Regions from separate parts of the Homo sapiens genome. Here regions 2 and 3 are each linked to region 1. The links are chromatin contacts, found by Hi-C or POLR2A ChIA-PET in ENCODE. All regions are on one chromosome and are shown on one strand. The core of a region is the stretch at or near the end of the contact, and the rest is flanking DNA. Distances in the headings are between cores, read along the strand shown.

What was found. A loop is a pair of places that touch in the nucleus more often than their neighbours do. ChIA-PET counts read pairs that join two places held with the same protein, here RNA polymerase II (POLR2A). Pooled maps may share reads with other maps.
Region 2: a loop to region 1 is called in a map of breast epithelium, with 3 times the contacts of the local background. The contact joins the enhancer-like site here to the promoter of MORC2-AS1 in region 1. A Hi-C loop is called at or near these places in 5 of 168 maps with a recorded cell type or tissue (Right ventricle myocardium superior, breast epithelium, heart left ventricle and 2 more) and 8 of 50 pooled maps. POLR2A ChIA-PET finds 5 or more read pairs at or near these places in 3 of 52 experiments (BJ, HEK293 and activated CD4-positive, alpha-beta T cell).
Region 3: a pooled map shows a loop between it and region 1 (2.0-fold over the local background). The contact joins the enhancer-like site here to the promoter of MORC2-AS1 in region 1. A Hi-C loop is called at or near these places in 1 of 50 pooled maps. POLR2A ChIA-PET finds 5 or more read pairs at or near these places in 5 of 52 experiments (AG04450, GM12878, HEK293 and 2 more).

What each region holds. Positions count from the first base shown.
Region 1 is chr22:30,919,677-30,924,069 of GRCh38, forward strand. MORC2-AS1 (MORC2 antisense RNA 1) reads left to right here and starts at 2,632. Exons shown (of 2, transcript NR_026920.1): 1 at 2,632-2,839. LOC107985544 (a long non-coding RNA gene) reads right to left here and starts at 2,103. Exons shown (of 3, transcript NR_146603.1): 1 at 1,912-2,103.
Region 2 is chr22:30,608,947-30,613,287 of GRCh38, forward strand. It overlaps TCN2 (transcobalamin 2), which reads left to right. Exons shown (of 9, transcript NM_000355.4): 2 at 1,925-2,117; 3 at 3,927-4,096. Among named protein-coding and RNA genes, the nearest start is that of TCN2, 3.9 kb to the left of the region's middle. RefSeq lists enhancers at 376-670, 445-724. Within about 2 kb of position 1,530, at least 3 of the 41 ENCODE cell types and tissues checked have a DNase peak (open chromatin) inside an H3K27ac peak, as active enhancers do; they include right lobe of liver, where a contact is called at or near this core.
Region 3 is chr22:31,310,547-31,315,586 of GRCh38, forward strand. No RefSeq gene overlaps it. Among named protein-coding and RNA genes, the nearest start is that of PIK3IP1, 21 kb to the left of the region's middle. Within about 2 kb of position 3,070, at least 17 of the 41 ENCODE cell types and tissues checked have a DNase peak (open chromatin) inside an H3K27ac peak, as active enhancers do.

The DNA.
Region 1 (4,393 bases), core at 1,382-3,881:
AGTGAAAATGAATAAATTACAGTTACATCCAACAACATGGATGATTTTCTGGAACACAATGTTGAAAATAAAAAAAAAGAAAACCGCAAAACAATAAAACGTTATGTCCATCTAAGTTCAAAAACAAAGCAAAATAAAACACTTAGGGCAAAATAAAACAGGAATACACAGAGCTCATAAAAATATAATGAAGAGTAAAGAAACATAATTATAAAATGAAATACTAAGAGTAATAAACACAATTCAGGATGATGGTGACCTCTGAGCAGGGAGACAAGGGGTCCAGGAAAGACACACAGGGATTTATAATATAACAAGCCAGGTGATGGGTGTTTGATGTATACTTTTTCTGCTTTATAATTTTTTTTTTTTTAAAGACAGTTTCTCACTCTGTCACCCAGGCTAGAGTACAGTGGCACGATCATAGCTCATTGCAGCCTCCACCTCCCGGGCTCAAGCGATTCTCCCACCTCGGCCTCAGCACAAACCCAGCTAATTTTTGTATTTAATGTGGAGATGGCGTCTTGCTATGTTGCCCAGGCTGGTCTCCAACTCCTGGGCTCAAGCAATCTGCCCACCTTGGCCTCCCAAAGTGTTGGAATTACAGGCGTGAGCCACCGCTTCAGGCCTCCTTTACAAATATTTTATACAGCATTCTTTCATAGCTACTCAATGTCTAATTGAAAATAAAAACAGCAGCATAAAGGAGAAAACTCTATGTTTTTTTTTTTTTTATAGAAGGTGTAAAGGCATTTGACAAAATTCAGCCAGTTTCCAGGGGGCACAGCCCACGTTTCATTCTGTGTGACTGCTGCCCCCTGGCGCCCAACTCAGGCAGGACTGGCAACTACCGGTGAGTCCCAGCAGCCGCAAGACAAACTAAAGGAAACCCCAACATTTTAAAAGCCACTTGCCGAAACTCTCACCGCTCAACTCTCACATGCGGATTTCCACGCATATCAGAAACAGCCCGGGATCATTATTCAACATTGTTTCAGAGGTTCTAACTAAAGCAAACTGACAAAATAAATTGGTATACTGGCAAATTTGTATCTATAAAAAACAGGCTTATTAAAACTACCAGAATTCCTAAGACAGAAAGTGAATTATATTAAATCATTAGCTTTTCTACATATTAATAATCAATGAGTAATACAGATGGAAAAAAGTATTCCATCACAATAGACAAAAACCATAAAACACTTAGGAATAATTTTAACCAGAAAGTTATAGAACCCGTATAAAGAATTTATAAAATCTTATTGGAGGACCTAAAAGAAGTCTTGAGTAAATGGAAAGCCATTTTTTATCCTCTGGGGGAGGATTAATATCACAAAAATGTCAATGCTCCCAAAACTTCCATTTAAATTTAATGCAATTATAATTTAAATCCCAATGGAACACTTTCTTTTAGGCAGGGATGGGAACGAACTGGATAATGCGATTAAATATTTCATGTGAGAGAATACATTCTAAGACTGGAAAAGCATTTTTTAACAAGTGAGGGAGACTGATCTATTTAGATGCTGATGACGCCCAAAATTATAGTTTCAGCCAGAACCTCACCCCTCACATCAGACTCACTTGTGCAACTGACCACAGATGTCTCCACTGGCGTCTAAGCGGGATCTCAAACTCAACAGGTCCACACCTGTTGGCTCATTTAGTAAGAGGCTCATTTAATAAGTGGGGCTGGAATAAGTTAATTTCCACCTGGGGGCGGGAGACGCTTGACTCTTGCCTTACAGCTTATACTAAAATATATTCCATAAGGACTATAGGTTGTCTAGTAAAAAATAAATAATAAACATTGCAACAAAATGTAAGAGAATATCGGGGGAAGGGGAGAAGAGAGAAGGGGATTGATTTCCCTAAGCATGATAGGAATCCCCAAAACTTTAAAACATTTACCTTTCAACAAACACCATAAACCAAGCCAAGGACAAACGCATAGAAAACGGACTAATGTTAACTAAGTCCAAGAGGCTTCAGGCGCTTGGCCTCGGGTCAAAAGGGAGACATACAGGCTGGCTCTTCCGGGCAAGAGGAAAAACACGCAGCTTCCTTTCCAAGTGTTCTTCCTTTCAGAGATAAAAGCGCCGACCCTAAGGACATCTGTTCAACGAATGTTTTTCCCTAATGACCCCCGGAAAGTTGGAAAGCCGGGGTAGAAAAGATTTCTTCTGCACTTTGACTTAATTAATGCGCAGCAGCTTGCAGGAAAAAAAAAAAATCCTCGCTTCTCTGTTTCGGGTGTGAGTGGGCCATTGCTCTCCCTGTAAGGAGCTACTAGAGACGCTGAGGCAGGAGAATCGCTTGAACCCTGGAGGCGGAGGTTGCAGTGAGGCGAGATGGCGCCACTGCACTCCAGCCTGGGCGACAGAGCGAAACTGTCTCAAAAAAAAAAAAAAAAAAAAAGTAGGGGATTAGAGCTGGCCACGGCTTCCCCAGAAACCTGCAGTTACTGGAGTAGGAAGAGGCCTCGGAGAATCCCTGGAAGCATCTACCTAAAAGACGCGAGGAAACCCCCAAAGGCCACAGGCACCTGCACCAAACCCTGAGTGCCGCAGGAAGCTCGCGAGGCTTCCAAAGCGCATGCGCAGGTCACGGTACGGGCACGTGCGGCGCGCCAGCAAAACCACGCAGGCGTCTTGTCGCTTCCGCCTCGAGCGTGTGGCGGGATTGCGGAAGCCCTCCACAGTTCATAACCGTTGGCTGGTTATGAACCGTTCATAACGGGCGTTAATAACCATACCCTGTTAGACTAAGCATGGTCCACCCGCGAATCCTCTACAGAGATGGCCAAGCGCTGGGGTCGTGGCTGCGTCCTCTAGGCCAGGTGAGAATTTACAACCCACCCTCGGCCACTGTTGTGCTGTGGCCGCTGATGATTAAGCATGAGGAACTCAGAAACTCTGAACCTTCTGACAAACGGGTTCTCCCCTGCCCACCGCGGTGCCCCAAACCCAGCAGGACAGATTGGTTTACATGGTGGGGCATTGGGGAGGACCCAGAGCTTTCAATAAGGGAAGAAATGATGTGGGGAGGGACAGTAAATCAAAGTAGGGGATTAGGCCGGGCGCTGTGGCTCACGTCTGTAATCCCAGCCCTTTGGGAGGCTGAGGCAGATGGATCTCTCGAGACTGGGAGTTCTAGACCAGCCTGGCCAACATGGCGAAACCCCATCTCTACTAAAAATACGAAAATTAGCCGGGCGTGGTGGCGCGCGCCTGTAATTCCAGCTACTAGAGAGGCTGAGGCAGGAGAATCGCTTGAACCCTGGAGGCAGAGGTTGCAATGAGGCAAGATGGCGCCACTGCACTCCAGCCTGGGCTACAGAGCGAGACTGTCTCAAAAAAAAAAAAAAAAAAAAGTAGGGGATTAGAGCTGGCCACAGCTTCCCCAGTAACCTGCAGTTACTGGAGCAGGAAGGGGCCTCGGAGAATCCCTGGAAGCATCTCAACAGAATCCAGAGGGGACAAGAAAAGAGGAGGGATACGTCTGTCGCATCCTTCCCTTCTCATTGATCCAAGTTTGCACTAGTGGTGTGAGCCCTCCTTATCTTCCAGGCCTTGGTGGGCAGCTGTTGACATGTCCAGAACCCCAGGAAGTGCTGAAGGTACCTGCAGTTCAGGCCCCATGGAAGCCCAGACCTCCTTCACCCTTCGGGGACACTGAAATTGGCCAAATGTTTAGGCCATGAGGATGGCTGCTGAGTAAGCCCATAATCCCTACATCGGACACAAGTAAGCAGGTGAAGGCCTACAGGTAGCAGGTAGGGGCCAGTGAATCTTGGAAGCAAAGATTTGGGGGTCAAGAACAGCAGGGAGCTCTGGGCCCCCATCCTAGCTTCAACCAGAGCAGCTCCAGGACTCCTGGCTTTCCATATGGGCTTCTGGATAAATTTTAGGTACTCCTGAGGCTGAATAAGCTGGAAAGCCTCTGCCATCACCCAACTCCGTTATTTTAGAGGAGGAACAGGAGCCAAAATGGGCAGTGACTTGTCTGAGGCCTTGCCAGCTTGAAGAAGGAAATGTCCGCTGAACCCAACAGTGGCCCTGGTAAGGCCTGGTGCATTGCAAGTTACCGGATGAAAATGGTGACTGGCCGGGTGCAGTGGCTCATGCCTGTAATCCCAGCCAAGGCGGGCAAATCACTTGAGATCAGGAGTTTGAGACCAGCCTGGCCAACATGGTGAAACCCTGTCTTTACCAAAAAATACAAAAATTAGCTGGGCATGGTGGCACGCACCTGTAGTCCCAGCTACTTGGGAGGCTGAGAGGGGAGAATCGCTGGAACCCAGGAGGTGAAGGTTGCAATGAGCCGAGACTGTGCCACTGCACTCCAGCCTGGGTGACAGAGCAAGAGTCCGTCACAAAACAAACAAAAACAG
Region 2 (4,341 bases), core at 280-2,779, 310 kb before region 1:
AGTCACTTAATTGCACCCAGCCTCATTCCTTTATCTGTAAAGTGGGCTAAGAATGCTCCCCTGCCTTCCTCCTCGGTGTAGTACAAGGAAGGATCCCATGACACCTGCTCTCCCAGTTTAAAGCTCTATATGTATGTTGTGAAATTGACAGGGATCGCTGCACAAACGCTAATGCAAAGTGGGCTCCTGTGCTTCCTTTTCTCTTTCTTCTTCTTTTTTTTTTTTTTAATTTTCTTCTAGAGATGAGGTCTCACTATATTGCCCAGGGTTGGTTTCAAACTCCTAGGGTCAAGCGATCCTCCCACCTTGGCCTCCCAAACTGCTGGTATTACAGGCGTGAGCCACTCTGTCTGGCTCCTGTGCTTGTGAATGTCAACAGCAATCAGCCCTTAGCTGGCAGGGCTGGGTTGGTAGGGCGAGAGCTCACCCAAGGCTGCTTTTATTACCCTGCGTGAATCTGCCTGGCCCCTTCCTTCTAAGGAGGTTGCTCTGTGGTTGTCAGTCTCTCCCTTTACAGCTGGATCCTGATCTTTCAGTTTCTAACCCTGTGCTGACTCATCGTGCTGGAAGTGAGAGCCCGGGGTGAGGTCAGGGAACTCCCTTGCGCGTTTCAAGAAAAGGGAAAAGGAAAGAGAGGTGAGGAGGGGGGCAGATGACCAGAGAGACACAGGCTGAGAGAGACTGAGACAGACCCAGAGAGCCTCACACATTGAGTGACAGAGACGGAGAAATGGAGATAGGCACCAAAAAATGGTTCTCAGTGACAGAAAGGGAAAAAAGCAACCCCCCAGTCTCTCTTAACATCTGGTGAGAAACCAGCCATGTGCTTTGGTCTGGGCCCACACAGCAAAGGATTATGTAGGGTTTCATGCTGGTGGATGGTCACCTTATAGCAACAGGTATCTGGGGCTGTCGGGAAAACAGACACGAGGTTGTGGGACCCAGACCCACAGAGATGGAGCTGTTCTAGGAGCTCTGGTCCTCGTTCTGGTCCCCTGGGATATGGCACAGTGAAGGCCACCATCAGGCAGCTGGAGCCCAGCAGCAACTGGGAGGCAGTAAACAGGGACCGAAAGTGCAAGGTTACCTCCGAGGCAAACTACTCTAAGCTACCCTGTGCTGAGCTCAAGTCCCTTGGAACTATCCCTAAGGCTTCCGCTTCCAGAGTGTTTGAGTATTTTCGTTGCACAGCTTCGAATAAATCCCACAGCAACAGGTAAACGGCTGCAAGCTGTGACTGTTTTCTAAGAGCTCATCTCACAATCTCAGGTCCTCTTCATTTAAACAGAGATGGCAGGAAAGGCGTTATTTTGAGATCTGCATGGAGGAAGTTCACCAGGCAGCCTCAATTCACCAGCTGGAAGTTTGCGTTGTTTGGAAATTTGATGTGTAACACGTTCTGCATGTGGGCTGATGTTTTTGTAAACGGGTAGCACACACATTCAGCAGGGCACCAAAGAGCGGGGGCTTTGCAGTTAGGTCCATCCTTGGCTCTGCAGCCTTGTGTAAGACATGACACGACTTTGAACTTCTGTTTCCTCTTCTGTGCAAAGCAATGATGACAGTATCTACATCACAGGACTGGCATGAGGACCAAGTGAGATTGGGCAAGGTGCCCGGGCACACCAGTCTCACTGTCACTGCTGATGGGCAGAGTGGTTGCCTGGCAGTAGCATCCTCTATCTTCAGCCCACCACCTCTCTTGCTGGCTCACTCCAACTGCTCTTTAGAGATACACGCTTCCCCTCTTTTCTCCTCCCACTGCCTTTCAGTATGGCTGCATTTCCCCCTGCAAGTTGGTGTGTGCTGGGTGGAGGTGGGGGTGAGGACATGTATTCTCTGGAGAAGGCCCTGGTAACGTCAAAGCACTTCTTTGCTGGTGGCCTGGCCCTGTGACCTCATTTGTACCATTTTCTTTTCTAAGAAATACCAGAGATGGACAGCCATCTGGTAGAGAAGTTGGGCCAGCACCTCTTACCTTGGATGGACCGGCTTTCCCTGGAGCACTTGAACCCCAGCATCTATGTGGGCCTACGCCTCTCCAGTCTGCAGGCTGGGACCAAGGAAGACCTCTACCTGCACAGCCTCAAGCTTGGTTACCAGCAGTGCCTCCTAGGGTATTGCCACACTCTCTTTTTCCATGTCTTGCTCCACATACTAAGAGATGGGAAACTTGGGTACTAGTTTGGGCCTGTCACCACTTTGTGGGCAGACCTTAGGCAAATTTTCTCCATCTATAGAATGGAGGACCTTTGTCCATCTATAGAATGAAGGGGTTGGTTGGATTAGATCAGAGATGCTAATGCAAGGCTCCTTTTGCTACTACTGTCCATCATGTGTCTGAGGCAGACATAACTAATCCGTGACTATACTCTTTGATGATGAGCCCAGGAGCAGCATCTGACTCTATGCTCCCTTAGTGTGCCTGAGGCAGATATCACTAATCGATGACTGCAGTCTTCTACATTGAGCTTAGAAGCAGCATCTGACTCTGTATGCTCCCCTCCCATGCATGAGGCAGACATCAGTAATCCATGACCGCATTCTTTCATACTGAGCCCAGAAGCAGCATCTTTTCTTTTCTTTCCTCTCACTCTGTTGCCCAGGCTAGAGTGCAGTGGCACAATCTTGGCTTGCCCCAACCTCCAATTCCCGGGTTCAAGTGATTCTCGTGCCTCAGCCACCTGAATAGCTGGGATTACAGGCGTGTGCCACCATGCCCAGCTGATTTTTGTATTTTTGGTAGAGATAGGGTTTCACCATGTTGGCCAGGCTGGTCTTGAACTCCTGACCTCAGGTGATCCGCCTGTCTTGGCTTCCCAAAGTGTTGGGATTATAGGCATGAGCCACTGCACCAATCCAAAAGCAGCATCTTTGTGCTCCCTTTTCAAGAGGCATCACAGAGAGGCCTGTTTTGGGGTTTGAATGAGAGGCGAAGAATCAGCCATGGAGTGCCTCTTTCTCAGACTCCCTCTTGAGAAGTGGATGCAGGGGTGGAGAGAAAAGAAGACTAGGCATAGTGGCTCATACCTGTAATCCCAACATTTTGGGAGGCTGAGGCAGGAAGATTGCTTGAGCTCAGGAGTTTGAGACCAGCCTAGGCAACATAGTGAGACCACATCTCTTAAAAAAAAGAAAAAGAAAAAAAATGAGCCAGGTGTAGTGACTCATGCCTGTGGTCCCCACTTCTCCGGAGGCAAAGGTGGGAGGATCTTTTGAGGCTGAGAAATCGAGGCTACAGTGAGCCATGGTGGCACCACTGCACTCCAGCCTGGGAGACAGAGAGACCCTATCTCAGTAAAAAAAAAAAATAAAAATATGGCTGGGTGTGGTGGCTCACGCCTGTAATCCCAGCACTTTGGGAGGCCAAGGTAGGTAGATCACATGAGGTTAGGAGTTCGAAACCAGTCTGGCCAACATAGTGAAACCCTGTCTCTACTGAAAATACAAAAAATTAGCCAAGGGTGGTGGTGGGCAACTGTAATCCCAGCTACTTGGGAGGCCGAGGCAGAAGAATCGCTTGAACTCGGGAGGCGGAGGTTGCAGTGAGCTGAGAACATGCCACTGCACTCCAGCCTGGGCAACAAGAGCGAAACTCTGTCTCAAAGAAAATAAATAAATAAAATAAAAAAATAAAAAAGGAGGGGGCATATGGGTGAAGTATGGACAAAATAGTGGGGCAGGCACAGATGATCTGGACACAGGAGCCCTTGGAGTTTATTCTTGAATCTAACTGTTCATCTTTATTAAATATTTGTGGCATACACCTCACAACAACATAGCCAACACACCTCCTTTTGGAGCTTTTATCAAAGTTTCCCACTGTTAAGATTTTTTCCCGCTTTGTGATGCGGGTGGGGTGGGTGCTGTAAGCAGGCTTACGGGGTGGCAGTTTCTCACAAAGGCATTAACTGGCCTTGTCCTAGGTCTGCCTTCAGCGAGGATGACGGTGACTGCCAGGGCAAGCCTTCCATGGGCCAGCTGGCCCTCTACCTGCTCGCTCTCAGAGCCAACTGTGAGTTTGTCAGGGGCCACAAGGGGGACAGGCTGGTCTCACAGCTCAAATGGTTCCTGGAGGATGAGAAGAGAGCCATTGGTGAGCAGACACCATCCGCTGGGGGTGGGGAGCAGCTGGGAGGGCTCATCAGATGATATTCTCCAATGAGAATCAGAACTTTGGGTTTTCTCCCCAGGCGTCTTTCCCACCATCCATTCTGCCCATCTCACTGCCTACGTAGAGGCTCGAACCTGTCCCCATAGCCATCCTTGACCCAGCTTTTCCCGCGCTGCACACATACTATTGACAGGTGTGTTTCGTGGTTTTTTGTTTTTTGTTTGTTT
Region 3 (5,040 bases), core at 1,820-4,319, 390 kb after region 1:
GTCCTTTTTTTTTTTTTTTTTTTTTTTGAGAGGGAGTCTCACTCTGTCGCCCAGGATGGAGTGCAGTGGTGCGATCTCGGCTTACTGCAAGCTCCGCCTCCCGGGGAGGTTCAAGCGATTCTCATGCCTCAGCCTCCCGAGTAGCAGGGACTACAGGTGCCCGCCACCACGCCTGGCTAATTTTTTTTGTATTTTTAGTAGAGACGGGGTTTCACCGTGTTAGCCAGGATGATCTCCATCTCCTGACCTTGTGATCCACCCACCTCGGCCTCTCAAAGTGCTGGGATTACAGGCATGAGCCACTGTGCCTGGCCCTTTCCTTCCTTTTAAAGCTAATAATATGTCATTGTATACCATCTTTTGTTTATCCATTCACCCACTGATGGACACTTGGGTTGTTTCTACCTTTTGGCTATTGTGAATAATGTTGCTGTGAATATGGGTAGACAAATACCTCTTTGAGACCCTGTTTTCAATTCCTTTGAGTATATACCAGAACTAGAATGGCTGGATCATATGATAATTTGAATTTTAATTTTTTTAGAAACCACCATACCATTTTCCAGTAGTGGTACTATTTTACATTGCTACCAACAGTGCATAAAGGTTCCAATTTCTCCACATCCTCACCAACTCTTATGTTTTGATAATAGCCATCCTAATGGGTGTGTAGAAGTACAGTGAATATATATTTTAAAGAACCTTGAGTCATAACCCAACTCATATTTTCTGTACAGACCTTTTAAATAATTATAACATATTTGATGTGCATTCAATAAATTTTTATTGAATCCTGGCTACATTCCAGGATTCAAATATGAAATAGGCACAGTCCCTGCCCTCATGAATAACATAGATAAGGAGCCCCTATGAAATAACTTATAGCCATTGTACCCCTATCTAAAGGATCAGGACCATAAGCTCTAGCAACATATCTGAGAGAAGGGGACGGGAGAGAAAACATCCACAGCTTTGGTGTGTTCTGAACTCTTTAGGAATTTTGCATGGGCAAATCTGCTCAGTTTTCTCCCATAGCAAATAGGGTGTCCTGTGTGAAACTTGGCTACAGTGGTTATTGACTAAGTTGTTGAGAAAGAGATATATATTAGCTTTCCCTATGGAAATTTAAAAACATGCACAAAAGTAAAGAAAGTAATATAATAAATCACCAAATACCTGTCACCCAGTTTGTGGAATCATCAACACATACCCAGTCTTCTTTCATACCCACCCCCACTCACTCCCTCTTACCACTAGATTATTTTGAAACAAAGTCAGTATATTATTCAAGTTTTCATTTTCTACTTGTTCTTGATGCTGTTTCGCTTAGATACTGGGGTGTGTGCTCTAATTTTGACTTCTTTTAGCAGTCTTATTGTGTACAGTATTCTTTCTCTGAGAGAGAGTTTTGTTTTGTTTTGTTTTGTTTGTATTGATAGAATCACAGTGTTTTCCAGCCTTAAACTCTCTTTTGTCTCTCCCATTTCAGAGTCCCATGAACCTGCCACACATTTTCACTTTACTCAAGTCAAAGTGACTTGGACCTCCACTCACCAGCTCTCTTAGTTCATCTCTATAATGTATGAAGTTAGGGACTTTAGCAGTCTTCTTAATTATTCTACATACAGTGTCTAACCTGGTGCATAGTAGGTACTTAATAAATAGTTGTTGATGCCAAGGCAGATGGATCACGAGGTCAGGAGTTCAAGACTAGCCTGGCCAAGATGGTGAAACCCCATCTCTACTAAAAATACAAAAATCAGGCCAGGTGCGGTGGCTCACGCCTGTAATCCCAGCACTTTGGGAGGCCGAGGCGGGTGGATCACAAGGTCAGGAGATCGAGACCGTCCCGGCTAACACAGTGAAACCCCGTCTCTACTAAAAAATACAAAAAATTAGCTGGGCGTGGTGGTGGGCGCCTGTGGTCCCAGCTGCTTGGGAGGCTGAGGCAGGAGAATGGCGTGAACCCGGGGGGCAGAGCTTGCAGTGAGCCGAGATTGCGCCCCTGCACTCCAGCCTGGGTGACAGAGTGAGACTCCATCTCAAAAAAAAAAAAAAAAAAAATTAGCCAGGCGTGGTGGTAGGCCCCTGTAAATCCCAGCTACTCAGGAGACTGAGGCAGAGAATTGCTTGAACCTGGGAGGCGGAGGTTGCAGTGTGCCAAGATCGCACCACTACACCCCAGCCTGGGTGAGAGAGCGAGACTCTGTCTCAAAAAAAAAAAAAAAAAAGTTGTTGATGACTAAATGGATGAACTCCATTTGGGTTTCCGCTCATCTGAACCTCAGAATCAGCAGTTGTTTTAACAATACACTTGGTTCTCTCTAGATAGGTAGGTAGGTAGGTAGGTAGGTAGGTAGGTTGGTTCTCTCTAGATAGGTAGGTAGGTAGGTAGGTAGGTAGGTTGGTTCTCTCTAGATAGGTAGGTAGGTAGGTAGGTAGATAGATAGATACAGATACAGATACAGATGCAGATATAGATACAGATACAGATGCAGATATAGATATAGATTTTTTTTGAGACAAGGTCTTGCTCTGTCACCCAGGCTGGAGTGCAGTGGTGTGACTTCGGCTCACTGCAACCTCCACCTCCAGGGTTCAAGTGGTTTTTGTACCTCAGCCTCTGGAGTAGCTGGGTCTACAGGCGCATACCACCATGCTTGGCTAATTTTTGTATTTTTTGTAGAGACAGGGTTTCACTGTGTTGCCCAGGCGGGTCTCAAACTCCTGGCCTCAAGTGATCTGCCCAACTTGGCCTCCCAAAGTGCTGAGATTAAAAGTGTGAGCCACCACACCCAGCCGGTTCTCTGTAACTTAAATGAGGAGAAAATTACCTGGGCCTTGAGAAACAACTTTTATCCTGGACCTCTTTTGTCTAGCTGAAAAATCTAAATTTTTCTGGCTCCCCCTGCTGGTCGCTCCTGGGCAGTTGCGTACAAGTGCCCTGATAGGATTGGAGCCAGAGCCAAGTTTGGGAAGGGAAAACAAAGCATTGTTGGTAGAGTGCCCTGACCAGTCCAGGCAGGTTTGAGGAGGAGGAAAGCAGCTTGTTGAAAACAGTTCTGGGAAGTGCAGCTTTCTGTGTAAAGGGCAAGGAAGGTGGCCCACTGCCAGCCAAAATCAGGAGAGCAGGGATTGGGGCTACAGCTTCCTGGTCTGCAGCACTGTAGACCATGAGAATCGTGACCACACGAGCCCATAAGTGAGCTGGTCATTATGTGAGGATCAGACCCTATCTTGAGAATGGAGATGGGCTCCTTTTCTAAGACAAAGCAGTCTGGGGTCAGACATAGTCACCATGCAGGCATAGTACCTACAGTGTTTGTTTTATTTTGGTAAGAATGGTGGTGAATGTAGATGGGAGCATCCCCAGAGTTCACAGTCCTGCGTTGGCTACATGACCGTACTATCTCCCAGTTCTTAAGACCATTAACAACTCTGTGGAGCTCTGGGTGGAGCTTCTGCCAGGGCCTTCCTTCTCCACCCTCTGTAAAAACAATAAATTCCCCACACCTCTCATACCAGTCAGAATGGCTATTATTAAGAAGTCAAAAAATAACAGATGCTGGTGAGGTTGTAGAGAAAAAAGAACACTTTTACACTGTTGGTGGGAGTGTAAATTAGTTCAACCATTGTGGAAGACAGTGTGGCGATTCCTCAAAGACCTAGAAGCAGAAATACCATTTGACCCAGCAATGCCATTACTGAGTATATATCCAAAAGAATAGAAATCATTCTATTATAAAGATACATGCATACATGTATCTTTCATTTCATTGCAGCACTATTCACAGTAGCAAAGACATGGAACCAACCTAAATTCCCATCAGTGATAGACTTGATAAAGAAAATGTGGTACATATACATCATGGAATACTATGCAGTCATAAAAAGGAATGAGATCATGTCCTTTGCAGGGACATTGATGGAGCTGGAAGCCATTATCCTCAGCAAATTAATGCAAGAACAGAAAAACAAACACTACATGTTCTCACTTATAAGTGGCAACTGAATGATGAGAACACATGGACACACAGAGGGGAACAACACACACTGGGGCCTGTTGGACGGTGTGGCGGGGGAGGAAGGAGAGCATCAGGAAGAACAGCTAATGGATGCTGGGCTTAATACCTACGTGATGGGATAATCTGTGCAGCAAACCACCATGGCACACGTTTTTCTATGTAATCCTGCATATGTACCCCTGAACTTAAAAGTTGGAAAAAAAAAAAAGAAAAAAGAATTCCTCACACCTACCTACCCTCTAGATCACATTTCTCAGTTGTTTATATTTACTTGTCCTTTCCACAAAACTTCCCAGAAAGTGGACTGTGGCCAAATGAATCTCTCCAGACTCCAGCCAGCTGAGGGCATCAGGAAAAGGGTTAATGATGTCAAGACACCAAGGGCAGATCCCCTCCTCTTCTCTCCAATCCCAAGCCCCAAGCACCAGCATAATTCCACTTAAAGTTGAACGTAGAAAATGGGCATTTGTTTTACTTCAGAACAAAGGGGTAAGCACGTGACTTTCCCCAATACACAAGGAAGGGAAATGAATCCAGAAGAACCCCAGGGCATGAATATTACCATTAGACTTAGGTAAGTATAGCTGTGAAATGGTCATGGTAAAGAAATGTTTGGGGTAGGCACAGCAGCTCATGCCTGTAATCCCAGCATTATGGAAGGCCAAGGCAGGAGGATTGCTTGAGCCCAGGAGTTCAAGACCAGCCTAGGAAACATAGTGAGACCTCATCTCTACAAAAGTTTTTTTTTTAATTAGTCAAGTATGGTGGCACATGCCTATAGTCCCAGCTACTTGGGAGGCTGAGGTGGGAAGATCACTTGAGCCCAGGAGATGGTGATGGCAGTGAGCCATGATCACACCAGTACACTCCAGCCTGGGCAACAGGGCAAGACCCTGTCTCCAAAAAAAAAAGTCCAATGCCCACTCATGATAAAACTCTCAGTAAACTTCGTCAGCTTGATAAAGAATACCTACAAAACCTACAGCTAACATACTTAATAGTGAGAAACCAGAAG